Linked DNA regions of Homo sapiens: region 2 is linked to region 1. Evidence: read pairs that join two places in POLR2A ChIA-PET (ENCODE). Cell type or tissue: K562. All regions are shown on one strand. Each heading gives the region's core, and the rest is flanking DNA. Links, peaks and the distances in the headings are about the cores only.

Region 1 (8,197 bases), core at 2,446-4,945:
TTCATTCAATGGAAATGGATGTTCTATGAGGGCTTCATTCAGTGGAAATGGATGTTCTGTGAGGGCTTTACTCAATGGGAATGGATATTCTATGGTGGCTTGACTCAACAGGAATGGCTATTCTATGAGGGTGTCACTCATCGGGAATGGATATTCTGTGAGGGCTTCACTCAACAGGAGTGGATGTGCTATGAAGGCTTTACTCCATGAGAATGGATGTCCTATGAAGGCTTTACTCCATGAGAATGGATGTTCTATGAAGTCTTTTTTTTTTTGAGACGGAGTCTCGCTCTGTTGCCCAGGCTGGAGTGCAGTGATGTGATCTTGGCTCACTGCAAGCTCCGCCTCCTGGGTTCACGCCATTCTCCTGCCTCAGCCTCCCAAGTAGCTGGGACTACAGGCACCCGCCACCATGCCTGGCTAATTTTTTGTATTTTGTTTAGTAGAGATGGCGTTTCACCATGTTAGCCAGGATGGTCTCGATCTCCTGACCTCGTGATTCGCCCACCTCGGCCTCCCAAAGTGCTGGGATTACAGGTGTGAGCCACCGCGCCCAGCCTATGAAGTCTTTACTCCATGGGTGTGGAGGTTCTATGAGGGCTTAACAGGAGTCTCTGGCTTTTTAATGAATACACTGGCTCTGTTTTTGAGTGATTGCAACCCAAAACTCTTCCCTATAGGGAAGGAGATTCTAGGAAATGTAGCTCTTAGCTTTTCCAAGTTGACCCCCAGCACAGGAAAGCATGAAACAAATTCCAAACTATGGCAACAGTTTTTATGGAATGCAGACTTTATTCTTAATGTTTCCCCAATGTAGGAGTATGTAAACTAGTAGACATATGGACCCTGGTCCTACTGAACTGAATTCCTGTTTACCTATACTTGTTCAAGGTATAGAACTTGGCAGACAATCTGACATAGTCATAAGTGTCTTTAATGGAAATTGCAGTTTGGCATTTCCAGTTTGAGTCTCACTAAAAAAAATGGAAAAACGTTTCCTTGCTCTAAAACCATGAACCTTCCAAACTTATATGGGATCTGACAAATACAATGGTTGTTGCCAAGGCCTATCAGGCAGGCACGACATCCCAGCTATAGATGCATATTCATTCCTTCTTTTATTTTATTGTTAACCTTTGCTTCAGTGCACTCACAACAAGATAGCATGTTCTATAGTTGTGTTTTAGAAGTTTTTTAATTTCAGTTGTTGCTGGAAGCACTGCATTGGAAATTAGATGCTTTTAGTACTTCATCTATTGCGGATTTATTCATTCATCTTGTATATAGATACAGTGGCACTACAGTATGGTTTTGTAGTGCTGGATGCAAATGCCAGTGTCCAGAGAACATTTCTTGGCAACTTATTGGCCTAGAATGGGCCATGCCAGCATTAGTGCCTGGTGGCGTTTGGCTCCCTGCTCTTCATTAAATGGCAGAAGACAAAAGAGAAGAGAAGAGAAGAGTAATACTTGAATTTCTTGACTATAATGGTTTCTGGATTTTTTAAAGTAGCGGATTCAAATAAATCTCAGGCCTCAACTTCTCGTGAGGACACGTTGCTTTGATATTTATTTAAGTGACACTCTTGCGGTCTTCCAGTAAATGCTTAAGACTTATTCTAGGTTGTGCAATTTCTAGAAAAAATAAGCATTTGGTTTCTTGAAATATATAAAAATTCTCAAAACATTCTAAAAATCCATTATTTAAAATACCCTGGTTTTAAAAATGTAATTTTCGCTGATCAATTTAGTGCCTAGGATAGTGCCAATCAGATAAACGGTTTTAATGAATTTTTTAAAAATAATAACTGTTAAATGGAAAGGAAGTATTTTCCCAGGGTAGCCTGATTCCCCAAACAATTGGCCTTACTTTTTCATTATACAAAAGCGTTTAAAAGAAATTGGACCCTAAGGTCTAAATAGATGCATTAATAATTCTTTCTTCTAATATTAATATTCACAGCAGTTACAATAAAACAACCTTGGTTTATGTTAAATTTGCCCTATTTTCCTTATTTAATAATTAAAATAGCACATTTACTTGTACATGGTTCCGGAAGAGAAGTCTGAGGAATGTTATAGACTTAGAACAGGTTATGGATATTGTTTCAACAACATTTAACGTATTCTCCTTTTCCTCATTAGTTGGGTGACTATCTAATGAAGTTCTCCCTATGTTAGAAATTAGTAGAAAAATAGTGTAAAAGAAACATTCAAAAAGCACACTGTGGAGTGTTTGGCTATCTCCTCACTTTTAGCACAGGCAGCTGGAAGATGCTTTAAGTACTTTGGATTCAGGTCCCCTTGTAAACATGCTCACTCTGTCTTCTTTATATCTTGTGGACACTCCGTTAATGTTTATTAAATGGGTAAGTAGTGATTCAATTATTTTGCTATTATGATAAGGTGGCATTGACTCAGTATAGCTATGTGTCTCCCAAATTTTCCCTCTTAAGAAACTTTTTCAGGAATGTGTTATTCCTGTTTTTGAAAAGTAGATAAAGTTACCCTTCAGACAAAGTAATCTATCTCATTCCTCATGGCTGGAAAATAGCTAGCTGCTTTGAAACCTATTGCCCACTAAAGCTAAAATCCACAATCTTTAGACTATGGAAGCAAACAAGTTGAAAGGCCTTTGAAAAGACAATTCCAATTATTGTTTCCATATTCTTACTGTTTTGGAACCCAGCACAAATAAATTGTGATGACATGAGGTGACACTCATGCTGCCTGTGGCAGGGCGCATATTTAAACTTTACCACAATTTTTGAGTCATTATTTCAGTGGACCAATTTCAGAATGGTCTACTGATAGGCATTATGGTACCACAACCTTTAGTCACTCATGTGTGTCCTGAATTATGATGAAGTGCACATAATGCTTTCTGGGTTCAGCATTTGGTGTGATTGTCTGATTTGCTTGTTTGTTTATTAAATCATACTTTTCAAAGAAAGTCTAATCTTGAATGGAATATAAGAATGATAATAATAGGAAATTATAGATTTTCCTTCAAGTTCTGAGCTTGGAAGCTCTTATCAGCTGTGTTAGGTGTACAAATTCTGAGTGAGAAGTACCTTAATAGCTTGGCCCAATATAAAACATTATATTTTTGTCTAAGCAGAAAGAATAGATTAGCTTTTTCTTCTTTATTTTCTTTTTGAGACGTATATAATTCTGGATATTGACAACAAAGAGCAAGTGAGTCTTTTTAAAAATTTACTTATTGCTCAAGGCCTTTTTAGGAGGGAAATATTTCCTCTCTCTGTGAAGAAAGATGGAAGGCAGCTAAGGTTGCCTTGTCACTCTGCCATGTCCCTCTTCTTGGATTCTTTCACATTGTTATATAATCCTCAGACTCTTACACTTTTGCCAGCCCAAATCCTACCAGTCCTTCAGAGTCCATCTCCCAAACCATTTTTCCCAGCAGATGGTCCTTAAACATTTATTTCCAGCTACAAGTGGCCTCTTATCCGCTCCATACCTTTTAGAACTTTCCAACTAGACAATTAACAACAGGGCTGTGGTATGTCTTCTCTCCTCGCAGAAGGGGAAGGACAGAGTCCATTGTATTTGTGCTCCATTGTTATCAGTACAGAAAATCAGTGCAGTTAAGTCATGGGTGATGAATAGAAGAATATCTAATACGTCCAATTAAACTCTAACTTCCAAAGGGAAGAACTAACCCTTCCCACAATTTTGCAGCTAGATCTAACTTCCTGCTCTGTGGTATTGTTTTCAGGTGGCATGGCTTACAGGATGGATGAACTTGCCTCAGCTGAATCACTGAGAGCTTTAGGTTTGTTTGGGGGACTTGGTGATTCAAAAGGAAGTAAGAACGTATATTGGAGAAAAGGAGAGATATGCTGCTGACAGTGGCAGTGTAAGCAAATGGCACTTGTTATTTGTTAATCCTCTGCAATTAACAGCGACACGGGAAAAATATGGTTTGCAAGGACTTACGATGTGATTGTAACATATCCCAGGAAATCATGTTGGATTTAATCGCAGGTGTGAAATTAAGCAATGCTATTTTCCTAAATACTATAATTAACCTATATTTCCAGGAAGAGGTCTTGAAGGTTCTATACAATTCTCTGTAGTCATCCCTCCTTATGTGTTTACTTCTGAAATGGTGGGCGTGCCTCAAACAGGTTTTCTCCATGAGTTTTTGACCCGTTCCTAACTCTAAGGCAAGTGGTGAATATCAGAACAATCCTTGTTTATCTCCAGCTATCCCTCTTTTGTTCCCTCTGTTTTAAAAATGTGTGTTGCAGGTTTTTGTTAATGCTTAATTTTGCTTCCAGTAACAACGTTCTCTATATTTGGCTTTGTTGTATTTGCCACTTAAGAATGCAGAATTTATTATTATGTGCTTAAAGCAATCATTTAACGCTGACATTTTAAGTATGACAATAATCCAAGTAATTGTTACCCATTCAGTTAACTGAAAACATCTTTACTTCCTGAGACAACTAATTGTAATGCAGTGTTACTGTCTTTTAATTGTAGACATGTTTGTTTTTGTGTTTGTTTTGGTTTAGGCTGTCTTCAAGGACATCCCTAGTCTCATATTTGGCAATCTGCCCTTATTCTCTGTCTGCTGCTTTCTGAAAATAAATGAAAAGACTGTTGTGACACTCTTGAAGGAAAACAAGAGGATTTTTATTTTTCACAAGCTTTGCTCATGACTTCAGGACACTGGATGATGAGCTATTTTTAAAACTATCTGATCAATTGCTATATAAATGGAAATTAATTTCTAAATGTACTCAAAGATTCTAGAAGATGAATTCAGACATCTCAGCTACTATTCGTCTATGTGGCTCTTTACCATTGGAGAAAGGCGGTGTTGCCTTCTGGCTTCATAGGACTTGAGTTCAAATTCTCACTGTGGCTTTTATCCCTGGGGGTAGTTCTATTTTGATTTGCTTTACAGAGGGGTTATTGCAGTTTCCCTTCATTTTGAGAATCCCCGACATTCAGGAATTTTTAATTTCCTAATTTAGTATTAGATGTTTCCATTCAGAGCTAATTTAGAAGGCATTTAAGTATTCACTTTCTCACATCATATTCTAATCCTTTTTTTCCATTTAATACAGAGTTCTCCTGAATAACATATTGAGTGTTTTGTTTTGTTTTTACCAAGTAGGACCTAATAATTAATGTGCGGTTATGAAGAATAGTATGGGAAATGTAACATTTCACATAAAAACAGATTTTCCCCATGTTTCTGAATGTATTTGTGTGTGCGTTGTCTGTGATTGCCTCCAGGCAGATGCAATCCTAGTGCTGTGAATTGCTTCTGAACACATACACACACACACAGTCACACACACTCATACACACACAGAGCGGTTTTGCTGAGAAATATTTTGCTAGCAAATCTCACAGCTATCTCTCTAAATGACACTTGCTGCCCATATGTGCAGTGTGCATTTAATAATCATTCTGTCGCCTACGAAACACACACACATAGCACCAACTCCAGCATCTAAATCAATAAATAATTCAATTATTCTTTTACCTTTGCCATTCAACTGAAAGGCCATCCTGAATATTTAAAACAAAACTAGCAGAAACTTAGTTCCTTTGGTTTCCTGGCTTTGTGACTTGAGTGACTCCATCAAGGCAAACATGATGATGGCTGTATTCTGCTTTCTTATATTTTTCAACTCTCTTTAGTTTTGTTTACGCAGTAGATTTTTATTTAATGCCAATTCCTATTCTAGGTCTTGCTGGGTTTTAGGAATTCAATGTATTACGGCAGTCAGTATAAGTAAATAATACTTTCAAATTGCAAATAAAAGGAAAGCCAAATACCAATGGCCTAAATGATGAGAAGTCCATTTTTCTCAGGCAACAAGGAGTTGATAAGCAGGCAGTTGCTGGTATTCTTTCTATGGCATGGCTGTGTCAGCATTCTGGCTCAGCCTCTCCATGATTCTCTCCTTTGACCCTCATGATTTGACGAGCTCTGAATAACAAGATCACATTCAAAGGGAAAGAGGAGCTAGTGGGGAGTGAACTTATTTGTGTTTTCCCTTCTGCTAGGGAGAGGATTCACTTTCTCAGAATCCTTTCAGCAACATTCCCCTTGCATCTCATGGTCCACAACTGGGTCATGTGCCCACTCTTCATTACAAGGGGAAGTTGGAAAAAGCAATATCTAGACTTTTCCAGCCTCTATAGTTGGAGGAGGGCAAGGGACAGTTGGATTGGAAGGTGCTTTTGGGTAGCCAACTAATTATTGCCACATGGTCCCTGCAAATCTTACAATTATTATTATTAACTTTTTTTTTATTATTCACAGAAAATAGGCTCACCATCCCAACTCCACCCCAACACAGTGTATTAATACTAGGATTTATATTAGGATTTGTTTTAGTCAGTTTGGGCTACTGTATCAAAAATACACTGCATAGGATAAACAACACACATTTATTTTTGGAGGCTGGAAGCTTAACATCAAGGTGCTGGCAGATCTGGTGTCTGGTTGGGTTCTGTTCCTGGTTCGTGGATGGCTGTCTTCTCCTCGGATCCTAATAAGGCTGAGAGAACAAATTCTAGTCTCTTTCTTTTCTTACAAGGGCATGAATTCCATCCTGAGAGCTCCCACCCTCATGACCTCATCTGAACCCAATCACCTACCAACATTTACACCTCCTAACACCATCCCTAGAGGGTTGGAGTTTCACTATGTGAATTTGCAGGGAACACAAACATGCAGTCTACAATAGAATTATTTGGTCAAAATCACAAATTTTAATTTAAATGAGCTGATATGTGTGTGTGTGAGAGAGAGAGAGGGAGAGTGTGTGTGTGTGTGTGTGTGTGTGTGTGTGTGTATTTTTTTTTCTTTCTTTCTTTTTTTTTTTTTAGAAGGAGTCTCACTCTATCACCCAGGCTGGAGTGCAATGGTGTGATCTCGGCTCACTGCAATCAATCTCCACCTCCCAGGTTCAAGCGATTCTTCTGCCTCAGCCTCCTGAGTAGCTGACATTACAGGTGCGCACCACCACACCCAGCTAATTTTTGTATTTTTAGTAGAGACAGGGTTTCACCATGTTTGCCAGACTGGTCTCAAATTCCTGACCTCCAGGTGATCCGCCTGCCTCGGCCTCCCAAAGTGCTGGGATTATAGGCATGAGCCATCATGCCTGGCATCAATTTTTTTTTTAAAGGAAGATAGTGGCAGATAGAGAATAAAACTGGCCACTGACCTCAGGTATGATTTGACCCAGGGACACAATCACTCTATCTAGAATGTTTTTCCCTATTGTCATAACCTGACATGGTTTCATCTCATTCAGGTCTTCTCGAATGCCACCTTGTAGCCTTCCATGTTCACCCAACAGTCAATCCCTATCTCATTATCCTGATTCATATAATTTTTTCATAGCACTTACCAGTTTTTGATGTAATCTTAATTAGGTATAGTTGATGTACCCCCCAAAAAAATCCTGCACATGTATAATGTATACAATTTGATGACTTTGGACATATGCCATATCTGTGATACCATACTGGTGGAACCATGCCATCTTTTGGAGATGACCTTAATTTTAAAAGTAAGCCATATGAGCAGATGACTTAGACTTCCATAATACCTACCACTGATGCATTGGATTCCCTCTCTGAACTAATATCTGTGTCAATATAGGACAGAGGGCTTTTATGACCACCTGATGGAAAAGAAAAAAGAACGAGCATAGATTGCAGGTCACTCATGCAGTGGAAAACAGACAGCTGCTGCATTACAGCTCACTCGGGGTGTCCCTGCACGGTAGCAGGCAGGGGAAATTCTCCAGTGGGTAGCACTCTTGCAGGTGCAACTAGTCATTACCTTTGTGTTGAAAGTGACATGGCCTAAGGTAAACATCTGTGAGGGCTCATGATAGACGCAGAGGGCCTGGCTGCTTGGACAGGGGCCTGAAAGGGTAAAGAGAAAATGTATGTGGTAAGTTTTGAGAAGGAGTCACAGGAGTTTACGTTTGAAGTGGATACAAAGTGTAAACATTTTTGGATTGCATGTTAACACCCACAGGTAGCATCCACCCTGGAAGAGGCACCAAGCAAAAAGTAAATACAGTGTCTCAGCTCTTTAACCTGAGCTTTTCTTTATAATTGACCATCTCAGTGCTGGCACAACAAGTTCATGAACCAAATAGACATGTGGGCAGAGATGAAAGCTATGTGCA
Region 2 (8,197 bases), core at 2,633-5,132, 380 kb before region 1:
TTTTCCGCTGCCCTGTGAAGGGGCCCATATGGCAAGGAACTGAGAGTGGCCTCAATATCCTGCAAGGAACTGAGGCCTTTAATCTAAAGTCCTCAATCACATGAGTGGGCTGGGAAGTGGATCCTATCCTAGTTGAGACTTCAGATGACTACTGCCCTGGCTGACACCTTGATTATAGCTTATGAGTGATCCTGAATAGGGGACTCAGCTAAGCCATGTCCAGATTCCTGACCTGCAGAAACTGTGAGACATTAAATTATGATGGTTAAACCACTAAGTTTAGAAATAATATAGTATATAGCCCTAGATAGTTAAAAGCACAGACCATTGCTTTACCTTTCAGAGTATGTCGCTTGGGTTGGAGAAGCGTGTGCTGTTGGCTTTGCTTGAGATCTGCAGTAAAGGGTGTCTTTTCTCAAGCTGACTGTCATTGCATTTGGCATGTCTTCCTTACATTGTGGGTTGGTGCTTGTTTTAAAAAAATAGCTTAGAGGTTTATTAAAGAAAGAGTTCAACGTCGCTTTTCTGTTTCTCATTTTACTTATGGAGTTTGGGTAAATGTTTCATACCGTTATAAAAATAAAATTCAAGCTCTGGCTTTGCCCTCTGCATTTTATTTGTATATGCCTCCAGAAAGTCCCTGCTTTAGACCCTTGGGATAATAATAATGTGAAAAACTTAATGAACCCTATCCCAATGACTTAGTATGAAAATGATGCCAGCTTTGTGTGGTCCTACTTTGACCAAGCATCCTCCTTTCACAGTCCTGGTCTTAGATGTTCAACCCAAGAGGCAACAAATGTAGCCAAGAGCATGGGTTCTGGCATTAGATTGTCTATGTTTTTTTTTTTTTTTTTTTTTTTTTTTTAACCGTAGCTCTGGCACTTACTACTGTGTGACCCCAGGAAACTATCCTCCCTAGATTTTATTTCCCTAGCCTCTAAATACTTCACAGTATTGAAAACTAATATTGACAGTATTATGAGGCTGATGAAATAATGTATACCAAGTTTTTAACATAGTACCTGCCAGATGGCAAGTCCTCAATAAATGTTAACTATAATGCAAAAAAAATCATACTTTTATTGAATACCTATTAATTGCCTGGTATTGTGCTAGGGTATGGGGACACTAACATAAATGTAACTTGGTTCATTTTCTCAAGGAAATTATAGTCTCGTAAGTGAAATAATTTTTGTACAACATCACTGCTTCCAAACATTGTCAGGTACTTTAGTGCTGTCATCCTGATAAATTCCCCTTTGAGGTTTTATTTCTGAGAATCTGCTTTGGTTTCCTGCCTGGTATCCCAGTAACTCTAAGATAAAGGGACTTTTTATATCCGTAGGTCCTTCTAGGGAACAGCCAAATGAAAATTGCCTATCTATCTGATCTCACTCCTGGAATCTATTTAAATTATTCTCATAATATGTCCGGATCTTTTACAAAATTCTGTTGATGAAGCTTTTGGATGTAAGGGAAACATTTAGATATATCAGTTGGTTAGAGTGCATGAAGAAACTGCTGTCACTCTTATCTTTTGGCCTCTGATTGACCAGAGCCAGCAGTCCAACTTTGGCAACCCACTCTATCTAGCTACAGTTCCAGCCCACAGTCTAGGTCCCAGGGCGTCACTTGATAACCTTACTTCTCTCTAGATCTCTCTGTACGTTTTGTGTGTGTGTGTGTGTGTGTGTGTGTGTGTTTGTGTGTGTTGTGGGGTGTGAGTCAATAGCACAGTTATAGAATACTAGTCAGAGAAGTGGAGCAGAATGGAAAGCCAGGTGAGAAGGTTGGTGAGACTAAGGCACAAATAAGACCTGATTATGGTGGAGGGGTAGATAGTGAAGGGATTATCCATTGCAACTTTTATCAAGAATCAAGAGGGTCCCAGCTACTCGGGAGGCTGAGGCAGGAGAATGGCGTGAACCCGGAAGGCGGAGCTTGCAGTGAGCGGAGATCGCGCCACAGCACTCCCGCCTGGGCGACAGAACGAGACTCCGTCTCAAAAAAAAAAAAAAAAAAAGAATCAAGAGGGCCAATTGGCATGAATGCTCAAAGTGAGTTGCTTTGGTATGAATAACAAAATCACCAGGCATACACCATCCCTATAGACCTATCCAATCTACCTGGTAGATATATTTTAGAAAATAAAACTGTTTAGACTACCACCCTGCCAAAAACCAAAAATAAAAACAATGCCTCTTTCTGTTTAGGTCACAAAGTAGAGCTATTCAGAACCAAACAAACAAGGAAGCAAAAGCAAAAATTCTCATTATATCTACTTCTGTTTGCAGACACAGATGGGAGTGTGTCAAGCAGGAAACTGAAGGGAGCTGGTGAGTTTCTGGAGCTCCTGGCCAAAGCTGGGAGATCGGGTGCCTGTGGCTTATTTTTGCTGGTGTTAATCTATGATGCCTACGGTGTTGTCAAATGTATTTCATTAGTGTTTTTCCCTTATTAAATATGAAAATCATGTCAAAGGTAAATGTCAAGAGGCTATAAAATTACCCTTCTTATCTTCTGTACATTTATCAGTTGATAAATGGAAAGACACTGCTGCCAAAATAACTGAATGAATAATTTATAAATGACTGATGCATCTTGTATGTTGTTTCAGGCACAAAACAGTAGGACATCAATAATCAAAGGAAGTTGGATTAATTTAGCAGTATTTTGCCATTTATATTTTTATCTAAATGCTGCAGTCTAGACCTCGGTGGCCAGAGACATTTCTTTTCTATCATTTTTTTTTCCTAATGACTTGGAGCAGGGGGTACAGGAGGAGGGGACCCCCTGTTTTGCCTGAGAGCTCCCTTTCTCCCATTCTTTGATATTAAAGTAGTTAGCTTTGATGAATGAGAGTTGATCTATATATTCTTTCTTCCTCTGTGGACTTTCCCATAATACTTGTACCAGGGATGTAAAAAAAGCTTCTCTTGCTTTAAAATCTCTTGATTCATATCAATCCTGAATTTTAACTTTCCCTATAGGTCATTCTCCCTGTTTAATTGACATGAAGACAGTGTTATCTTTAAAGTGCTAGTCTCTGTAGCCAAATTTTCTTACATGCATTTACAATTCTGTGACATTGCAATCTCAGTCACCCTAAAAGGCCCTTTAATGTGCAGGTCAAGATGCTCAATTCTATTGATTCTGCTCCCTCTGGTTTAGGTACCTGGCCTGTCACCAACCAGAAAGAAGGCCTTGGAGGTTTGCCTCACTGCTGCAATGAGCAGAGCTGAAACTGTTCTCAGGGGAGGAAGGAAGAAAAAAAAAAACAACTCACAAAACCCCAAAGTCAGAGGAAAATCGAGGGAGAAAATGTGTTTGCATTTGGAGGGCTCAACCTGGATCTTACTTCTGAAGCTGAAGGAGCCTCTTATTTCGGGCCATCTACTAGCAAGGGGATAGGGCCACACAGTTCACATCGTGATTTAGCCTGACCTGACTTTTCAAGGGTGGCCACTTGATTATGTTTTAAAAATTCCTCCCTGTGGCTTTGCCCACCAAACCTAGAGATCTACATTTTTGCCTGTCCATTGTGAGACCGGCCTTGCCTCGGGACCCCCAGGCCCCTGCCTGTTAGCGAGAGCCGCCTCCGAGGATCACAACATCCCTCCCAACATCATAATTGGGCCGGCTCTCCCGGCGCCCCCGCTGGGCCAGGCCTGCGCACCCGAGCCAGCCCACGCCTCCGCAAGGGCTCCCGGGCTCCCCAGTCGGCCGGTTATCAGCGGCTCACGGTTAGCGAACCGCTGTGACTAAACGGAGATTGGGGGGCACTGCAGGCGAGGGATGAAAAGTGGTGCCCTCCCAGGGCACGGAGCCTATCTGCAGAATTGGCCCAGACCCTGGAACTTCACAGACAGTGCAGCAGAAGGCTCTCTTGTTTGGGCATTTATTACCTGGAGCAAAATGTGCAGAGAGGGGAGATAATGAAGTACTTGACTAATTCAGTGTGATCCAGCTGGCTGAGCCAGAGGGGCTGGTTGCGGAGCCCGAGCCGGGATGCTGAAGAACTCACTGCTAGCCATTTTCCCTAGGCACCGGGGAAGCCAAAACAAAGGAGTGCAGAGATCAAAAAGAGAGGTATCAATAATAAAGAAGGAGAGGAGACCAGGAAAGGAGGAGAGGGGGAGGGTGTAGGGCGTTCACTCCATTTTTAAGAAAGTTTTTTTTTTTTCTCATTTGATTTCCAAATCAATCACTTTCCACTCTCTAGACCCTGACATTCTAAATCCAGTAAGCTTTTTTTGGTAACTTACACCCGTTTTCTTTCCTTTCTTTCTTTCTTTTTTTTTTAAACTTGCATATTTGTCCAAGCATTCTGGCAAAACAAAAAGAGACATTCGTTTTCACACACACAGCAACAAAGATAGTGCTTCTGGTCGGGCTGGAGGTGTGCTTTTGGCCAACAGCTCTGGGACTGGAAAACCAATGTGACAAGAGGGTAGTTTTCTCTTGGGCTGCATGGAAGCCAGCTGCCTTTTGGCGTTCCCAGCCTTCTGTACCTGCTAATGGCCCCACGCCTCTGCCTCTATTCACTATCTCATGCAATAAATAATGGATCTTGCATGTTCAAATGTGTTTAAACACTTTGAAGACCATCTGCTTCCAGATACAATAAATAAAACACCGGGATGACTGACGTGAACACTATATGTATTGTAATTGTCTTTTAAAATAGGCACGGCGTTCATCCTGGGTTCTGGAGCATGACTCCTACCTGTCCCACGAGACTTGCTATCCTTCATCCTCAGAAACAAGGGGCTTCCTAAACACTCAGAAGCAAATGTGTCAGATGAGCTCTGGTGGGAAGAGTAAGTCGTGGGAGCAGAGGGAAGTCATTCTACCAAATGGGAGCTTGATTGATAAGGCCTATCGCGTGTAGGTTGACTCAGGCAAGAAGGAACACAGTGAAAGTTCTGCTCATCTTTGCTTTTTATCTGTAACTCTGGGTCTGGTTTTAGGAAATGCAGCGAGGTATGAGATCAGCTCCGAATCTTCCTTGTTTTCTTACTTTGTGCTGTCTTCATTTTCCCTTTCTTTCTTTCTTTTTTTTTTTTTTTTTTTTTTTTTGAGACAGAGTTTCGTCCTGTCACCCAGGCTGGAGTGCAGTGGCACAATCTTGGCTCACTGCAACCTTGGCCTCCCAGGTTCAAGCGATTCTCCCGCCTCAGCCTCCTGAGTAGCTGGGACTACAGGCGCTCGCCACTAGGCCCGGCTAATTTTTGTATTTTTAGTAGAGATGGGGTTTCACCATGTTGGTCAGGCTGGTCTGAGCCACTGCGCCTGGCCTCCCCTTTCCTTAGGAACCCTCATATTGCCTTTCTTTTGTTCTCATCCAAAACTTTTCTTGTGTCCTTTAATCTTACTAAGGTGTAAATGACTACTGACATTTAAAGAGTTAAGCCTCCCTTACCCCTGGGCTATTCTTATTGAACAAATCATTAAACACAAGGGATGAAGCTATGGGTTTAGAAGCATTAAACTTTAGGGCAGGGATTTTTGTGTGCGTGTGTGGCCCAAGACCCATCATTTTCTCCAAACATCACACAGGGTAGGCAGTTGCCTGTATAATCCACATGGAAGGACCAATTCATAGGCCATCATCCTTGAAATTCTGTGTTATGCGGATATTTTATGGTACGGAGCACATGTGTTAGTTCTGTTTGGCTTCCCTGTTTGGTCATGAGGAAAAACCCCAGCAGGAAATACAATATTCACTTTGGTTTTTTAAAACTTTAGAGTACCACATAAGCTTCTATTTTCATCAGGGACTCAGGGCATTTTCTGTGCAAAAGAAAAGAGACCCACTCAATCTAGACCAAGGAGCTCTGTCAGGAAGGAGCAAGTGTAAGGGAATGGTTGTTGGAGAATCCAAGGCCCAGGGCTGTCTTGGTCAGAGGAAGGCACCACTGGCAAAACTCTGGCCTTAAGGGAAGAACTGGGACATATCCTCTCCTTCTTCCTTCCAAGATCCTGGTGGTGCCTCCCTTGGCCAAACTCACCCAGCAGCCAGAGGACAAGGGAGTCTGTGCAATGTGGTCCATAGAGATGAGCCTCACAGAAAATAGAAGGATAGGGCATGGATCTGGAGGGACAGACAAATGGAGAATTACAGGCACAATGTTCTAACTTGGTTTTACTTGGGAAAAGTGAGCTAGATGCAGGTAATCTATCTGATATATTCCTGGACTCATGGACTGAACGAATTAAGTTGCTCTTAATGGTGCAATTACGCTTCGCATATCAGAAAAGTTGATAGACAGGCATGGTATTTCATACGGAACAGATCTAAGTGACTTTGATGAACTATTTTTAAAATCATTAATTAAAGCAGTGGAACTTTTTACAGATGAAAATTGGTTTAGGAATGGACTTTTTCTTGTTTCTCAGTAAGTTTAACATTATTTAAAATTACCTGGATCCTTATGCACTGTTGCATTTGGTAGTGTATACTCAACAGATTCTCCTTAAACACATGTCCAGAGAGTATTTGCTATTGACACTGGGGAGAGATTTTCAGTCTTTTTTGAACTGTGATTGGAATAGAGGCTGTACCGTGTCCTGAGTGCGCGCCACAAGCCAGTCCTATCAGCGCAGCAATTGTTTTAGAATGTCTGCACATTTTGTGATGATCATAATGGCTGATGGGGTATCAGCTCTTTTGTGGGATGATGCTTGAGTCTCAGAATTATGACACAACTCATGATACTTAGTGGAAATCAGTGAAGCAGTATTTGAAAGAGCCTAATTCAATCTCAATCATATAGCATGAACTTAACAGTTGGAATACATTTTAAAAGTACATATATGTATTTATGACCCTCACAATAGTGACATTTCAACCCTAAACAAAATATGCCACCTATATCACCTGTGTTAATGTAGTTCCATCTAGAGAGAAACTGACTTACTGAGCATGTACTGGGTGTTAAGACGTTCTGGGAAGTGCAGTAGAGCAGTATCTCAAGGGATTTCCTTCTACTGACACACAAAGCAAACCTTTGGCTTACATATGCATCTCAGAGAGTAATTTTGTATACTCTTTGGAAAAGCAGTCTGTAGTGAAAAAAAACCACATTCTGTCCATTCTAATTGTGTTTCGTACATGGAGTTTTATTTTCTACCTATGTAAATGATTATATAAACCTTTGGTGGAGTCTGTTTTGAGGTTGTGCTTTGCAAGCCTTAATGAATGTCAAGTAGTAATTATAACTTTATTGTATTTGATAATAACAGCAATAGTAATGGTAATGGTAAAAAACAATAATCATCAGTATTTGTGGCTGTGCAATAACAGTGTTTGTAGTGCCAGGTAAGTGTGGTCCAGCACCAAGTGGATGAGGCAAGCACTGTCTATCTCATCCTCACCAGCACTGCACCCAGCTTGCAGCCACACCCTGCCAAGAGGACAGGCATACTCCTGATCATTAAGGGATGAAATACCTTGTTTTCTACTGTAGTCCTAAGATCTGATGTAATTAGGACCTTATACATTCACATCCATTTCTAAATAAATGGTGCAAGAATTCCAAAGCTTCAATACTAACAGAAAACAAGCATCTTTGCCAGTCCTCAAGTCCCTTTGTCACACTGCTCTCTGTTCCCTGGGAGTCAGTAGGATATCCAAGCTGTTTTAAACAAATCTTTTACTCATTGAATATTTGTGCCAAAAACAGATTGTAAGTCATTGAGAGAAGTCTCCTCTTTGAGGAGATTTGCCCTTTCTATGAAAAGGGCACTAACTTATGTCTGTAAAATTCCTGTCTCATGATAAGACTCTTCATCCCACAGTAGCAGCATAAATAGCAGTGAAAAAGACCACAATTCATAGATCTTAGTGAAAGTCAAAGTCTATCTGTGATTTTGAACTAAAGGCAATTCCTATAATAGTTTAAGCTCCATAGTATTGTGACCTTGGGCCAATACTTTTCTGTAGAACATGAGAAATGTTTTGTTTGATTACAAAGTTGCCAGGTTATTGAAAAATTACAGATGACAGTTCTATTTTTCTCCACCCCTACCCCATAACTAAGCCTTTGAGGATATCCTCAGGATATAAACTGAATAATTATTATTTTTTTAAATCTGGGTTTTACAGATATTGCTCCTCATTGAACTGTTGCTAAACTGGAGGTTTGTACAAATTGCTGATGCTCCAGCCACAAAGCCCTGTGATTTGGGGGCC

What was found. ChIA-PET counts read pairs that join two places held together with the same protein. Peaks named below come from ENCODE experiments on the same cell type or tissue, not always from the same donor. Only the 100,000 strongest peaks of a DNase experiment are listed, where the experiment ranks them.
Region 2: POLR2A ChIA-PET joins it to region 1 with 5 read pairs; 3 of 35 experiments call an interaction of 5 or more read pairs at or near these places.

The regions. Positions count from the first base shown.
Region 1 is chr6:9,728,645-9,736,841 of GRCh38, reverse strand. It overlaps the pseudogene OFCC1. Among named protein-coding and RNA genes, the nearest start is that of TFAP2A-AS2, 670 kb to the left of the region's middle. In K562, for the core only: no CTCF peak of the experiment used is centred there; no DNase peak of the experiment used is centred there.
Region 2 is chr6:10,108,872-10,117,068 of GRCh38, reverse strand. LOC124900218 (a long non-coding RNA gene) reads left to right here. Exons shown (of 5, transcript XR_007059909.1): 2 at 2,298-2,339. It also overlaps the pseudogene OFCC1. Among named protein-coding and RNA genes, the nearest start is that of TFAP2A-AS2, 290 kb to the left of the region's middle. In K562, for the core only: no CTCF peak of the experiment used is centred there; a DNase peak (open chromatin) is centred at 3,688; H3K4me3 peaks cover 280 bases.